Linked DNA regions of Homo sapiens: region 1 is linked to region 2. Evidence: chromatin loops called from intact Hi-C (ENCODE). Cell type or tissue: dorsolateral prefrontal cortex. All regions are shown on one strand.

The links. Hi-C counts contacts between places; a loop is a spot of excess contacts. Peaks named below come from ENCODE experiments on the same cell type or tissue, not always from the same donor. Only the 100,000 strongest peaks of a DNase experiment are listed, where the experiment ranks them.
Region 1: a loop joins it to region 2, with 8 times the contacts of the local background. A loop is called at or near these places in 104 of 110 quality-filtered maps.

Annotation. Positions count from the first base shown.
Region 1 is chr21:31,864,990-31,867,489 of GRCh38, reverse strand. No RefSeq gene overlaps it. Among named protein-coding and RNA genes, the nearest start is that of HUNK, 6.8 kb to the left of the region's middle. RefSeq lists a silencer at 1,070-1,209. In dorsolateral prefrontal cortex, CTCF peaks have their summits at 1,068 and 1,268 (motif pointing left); DNase peaks (open chromatin) are centred at 1,249 and 1,689; H3K4me3 peaks cover 820 bases; H3K27ac peaks cover 464 bases.
Region 2 is chr21:32,257,573-32,260,072 of GRCh38, reverse strand. It overlaps a transcript of MIS18A not described here. Among named protein-coding and RNA genes, the nearest start is that of MIS18A, 20 kb to the left of the region's middle. In dorsolateral prefrontal cortex, CTCF peaks have their summits at 1,345 and 1,546 (motif pointing right); DNase peaks (open chromatin) are centred at 1,253 and 1,562; H3K27ac peaks cover 137 bases.

The sequences.
Region 1 (2,500 bases), 390 kb after region 2:
ATGGCTATTTCAGTAAGAAAAATGTACCTGCCACCTCCCAACTACAGATGGGCCCAGGGCTTTAGGACGTCTTGATGTGTGGTCTCTTCCTGTAAATCCCTGATAGAGGCTATTGAGAAGGAATGGAACTTTAAATATTCTATAGGAAGAGGCCATCACACATACTGATCTGGACCATTCCCCCTTGTATGCATGTCTCATTTGAAAGTGGCTTCCCATCGTACACTGACACCAACATCATCCCTATGGCCCTGCCAGGCCCAGCACAATCTGCATCCCACCCTGCAGGGCTCATCTCTCTTCCCTCATCCCATCATGTCTCTGATCTCACTTCCTCCTATTCACTGCCCTCCAGCCACACTGACCTGTGTGTGGGACCCACTCCCCCAGTGGGCTCTTTTTACTTTTTTGGAATATTATTCCAAGAAATATCTGTAGAGCTGGCTTCCTCATCATCTTCCGGTCTTTGCTCAAATGTCACCTTCTCTGTGGGCCTTTTCTCTGACCTTTTCTCTCTGATGCAAATTTCCCCTGGGCTACGCCCCACTCCCCTGCACCCCACCTCCTTATCCCCTTCCCTGCTTTATTTTCCTTCACAGCACTTATTGCCATCTGACAAATTACATCATTTCCCTCTTTGTTTTGCTTTTTGTCTGGCTCCTTCCCTAGAATGTCTGCTCCATGAGGGCTGGGACTTTGGTTAAGTCCACTATGCATGGTGCCTGGCTCCTGGGGAGTGCTCAACACAAATTCATTGTGGTTGACTAAATTTGTAATTCACAGGGAGTCTCGTTGCAGAAGCAGACGACCATAATAAATGAGAAGGCAGAAAGGAGAAACGCAACAAAACCGGGTCCTGCTGGAGAAAGCACACATCATAAAGACATATGGCAAAAGATCAATATTCATGCCTCAAAGAGGAGCCTCGATGACAAGCTCCACATTTGTATTATGGCAGGGAGGGAAAGGTTATTGTTAGCGCTGAGGCTTATTTACAGCCTTTCGCTGGGTGCTGACTCCTGTCCATTTCTTAGTAGGGATTGAGTAGAGCCTGCAGCAGCGAGGGGTCTGGGGATACTTAGAAGTGAGCACATACAACAGAGCATGGTCTACGGTGTGGCCAGCAGGTGGAGATGCAGTGAGGCGGAGGGCACCCTGGAACTGAGCCCACTCACCAGTCACAGAACTGGGCACGCGTGCTGATTGCAGAAGCCTGCCTGGCACAGCCAGGTGGACAGATGTAGACAAAAAGAGGCCGGCGCCCCCTGCTGGTCAACTCGGCTCTGCTTTCCCTCCGCAGCCCAGAGGGGCCCAAGAAACCGGGAAGAGAATGCAGGACCGGAGGCCAGAGCTGCCTCCGTGGCCCTGGGCAGGGCTCTTACTGTCTCTAAGCATCCGCTTTCTCCATCTGGAAAGGAAGAACTTCTCCCTGTCATTCCTAAGTCCCAGGACTGCTGCCAGGGTAAAATGAGGCAAATTATGGGCATATGCTACGAAAATAGAAGCTATTTTGGTTATTGTTCTTAGCACGGCATTCTTACATCAGAGCGAAAAGTGTCTGGGACATAAATCTGAAAACGATACATTTAAAATAAAGCAAAGAGTGAATGGGTCAAAAGACCAGTTTGTCCGGGGCTTTTTCATTCCGTGGCGGAGGCTTTCTGCTGAGCATTAGCATGTGATACACACATCTGCAGGCTTTGGGCCCACTGCCATGCAGAGCGTGCCACTATTCTAGGCCTGCTCCTCAACCCTCACCTTCCAGTTTCCCTCCTTCCAGGCCCCTGATCAACTGCCCAAGCCATTTGCTACTGCCAATGAGTCCATGTGTGTAGAAAGATAGTGATGATAGATAGATAGATGATAGATAGATAGATAGATAGATAGATAGATAGATAGATAGATAATAGATTTTTTAGCTAGGGTCTCGCTCTGTTGCCCAGGCTAGAGTGCAGTGGTGCCATCACGGCTCACTGTAGCAGCCTCTATCTCCTGGGCTCAAGTGATCCTCCCATCTCAGCCTCCCAAACAGCTGGGACTATCGGCATGCACCACGACACCCGGCTAATTTTTTGTGTGTTTTTTTTTTGCAGAGGCGGGGTTTCGCCATGTTGCTCAGGCTGGTCTCAAACTGCTGAGTTCAAGCCATCCTCCCTCCTCAGCCTCCCAAAGTGCTGGGATTACAGGCATGAGTCACTGTGCCCAACAAATAATAGATAATTAGTAAAGAGACAGACCAATAAATAGATGATAGATAAATAGATGATTGATAGAAACAGATGATAGATTCAATAGATAGAAGGATGATACATGACAGATACATAATGAATGACCAATGGATGATAGATAATTAGTAGATACGGATAAAGAGATAGAGAGATAGATGACACCTAGATAGGTGATTAATAGAAAATAGATCAATAGACACATTGATCAGTAGATGATGAACAAGAAGAAGGAGGAGGAGAAGGGAAGGAAGGAAGAAAGGAAGGGGAAACAA
Region 2 (2,500 bases):
GGTTCCACCAAAGTATTCAAAATTGCTTTTCATATTTCAGAATTGACATATAAGAGTAAAAAGAAAGTAACCCAAACTGCAGTGGTGCTGTGGGGCTAGCATAAAATGTTAATCAGGTAAATAGGAACTCAAAGGAAATTTACCAAATTGAGCTCATTTACATGTGTAATTACCCATCTGTGATCATTCTACTGTTCTATTTATTCTGTCTTTCTCCTCCCACACTGGGTTAAAAATACTTTGTATTAAAGATTTTCTTCATAACCAAATACAATGAATTCTTGGGATTGGGGGTGGGGTGGGGTGTGAATGCCACTCTGACACTGGAAACAAGATGCCGGAGTGGGCCTCAGTGCGCGCTGTCTGGGTGCAAGGGAGAAGCCCGGCAGATACACATTAACGCCACCTTCAGACAGGCACATCCCAAGAGGAGACTTGGAGGCAATGGCATTGAAAACCACCTGCTGCTTTCAGTGATCAAGAAAGAAACCTGTGGCTTTCATGAATGCGGAATCCATAAGACACAGTCAGATGCCGTCCTGGAATGGTTGCTTCCTGAAGTAGGAAGGTCCAGAGTAGGCTAGGAAGGTGTCAGGGAGTGGGCTGTCTCCTCACAGGATACTCTTTCTTAGGGGGAAATGATGACCTTGAGCTGAGGTAAGGAGGCCCTTGAGCTTGAAGATGCGAAAGAAAAGTGGCTCCCCAGCCTTCTCAGTGCTTGGGTGTGGGAAAGAATTGTAACCCCTGGGAGGCCAAGGCGAGGCAGAGAATGCCCTCCAGAGGCCTGCGGTCTTGGAGCGAGGAGGCCCTGACAGAGGAGACCTGGCCAACCCTTCCCTCGAGCCCCTGGCCACTCTCAGGGTGGGCATTGCCTGAGGCTTATCAGAAATGCAGACCCTGGCTGGGCACGGTGGCTCCCACCTGAAATCCTGGCACTTTGGGAGGCCGAGGCAGGAGGATCGCTTGAGTCTAGGAGTTCGAGACTGGCCTGGGCGACATAGCAAGACCAGCAAGACTCTACGAAAAAATTAAAAAGTTAGCAGTGGTAGCGTGCACTTGCAGTCCCAGCCACCCTGGAGGCTGAAGTGAGAGGACTGCTTGAGCCTGGGAGGTCGAGGCTGCAGTGAGCTGTTATCTTACCACTGCACTCCGTCCTGGGCAACAGGCCTATCTCTAAGTAAGTAAGTAAGTAAGTAAATAAATAAATAAATAAATAAATAAATAAATAAATAAATAAAATGCAGACCCTCACGCCTCATCCAGGCCCGCTGAACCAAACCTGTGCTGCTGCAACAAGATGCTAGGTGGTCCCCAGGCACGTTCAAGTGTGACACGAGCTGACTTAGGGGACAGTTCTTCCCGGCTTTCTTGAATAAAATGGTTCTTTTATATGTTGGTGCGTTTTGGTGTGATTACTAATTTTGCTGAGTACCGTAGTCATTTTTTCAGTGTCACTGTTTGACATGCTGTAAAGTAGGTTAGTATCACTCTCAGGCTGTGAGTCGGACTTTTTGTTTTGTTTCCCCAATCAGGCCACAAGGGGCCGCATTTCACCATGTAAACATTCATCGTGTCCAGCCTGTTCACAACCACAGTGGGAAACTCAGTAGCTGCAGGAGGCCCTGTCCAACAGGAAGGTTGCCTCATTGCAACCTGACTTTATCCCTTCACTCCTGTAACCAACATTCTTAATTAAAATAAAATAATAGTCAAGGCCCCCCGTCCCCGATGCAGCCCCCATCAGACTGCTAACAGCTTTTTCGGTATTCGTCCCTAAAATTGCTTACATCTACACTTGCACAGGATTTTCCCCAAGGCACTAGCATTCTACACTGGAAGTTAATTATGTTTTCTCTTTCAGTCGTTTTCTGTTTTCATGACTCAGATTTGTTACTAAATCCCCTCCCCCAATGCTTTCTGAGTCCTTAATGCTGTGTTTGCCAGCTCAGTTTGGAGTTGCCGGCTGAGAGGTGGCAGTCTTCCGGAATAAGGACATTTCTGATCACCTTGCTAATGTGTCTGACTCACACGAGACTTGGCAGGAACCCTCTATCTGTATTAATGCTATAGATTCCTTTGGAAAGATTAAGGAACAGTGCTATCTTGTTATGGGTCAAGACATCCAAAGCACATTATTTAGACGACAACATTGTCCAAAGCTTTAAAGTGAACTCAGGCAACTACATTTTATGCCAGACTTCCATTTGCTGAAACAGATTAAAAAAATACTCGTGCATTAAGTGATTATGCAGAGGCAAAGTGGTAGTTCTGTGAGGTTCCAGCACACTGGGAGTCCTGGAGCCTTGGGGTGTGTGTCCTACGGAGCCTCCAACAACTGGAGCAATTTCACATCCCTGGCGTCCATCTCCCAGGCTAGGTTTCCTCATCTGTAGAAAGAAGGGGTTGGATTAGGATGCTCCGTAGGTTTCCTTTTAAAAGTAATCTAAAAAAGCAATCAGAAATGTTTTGTTATTTTAATTAGGTATTGATTTGAAATGGA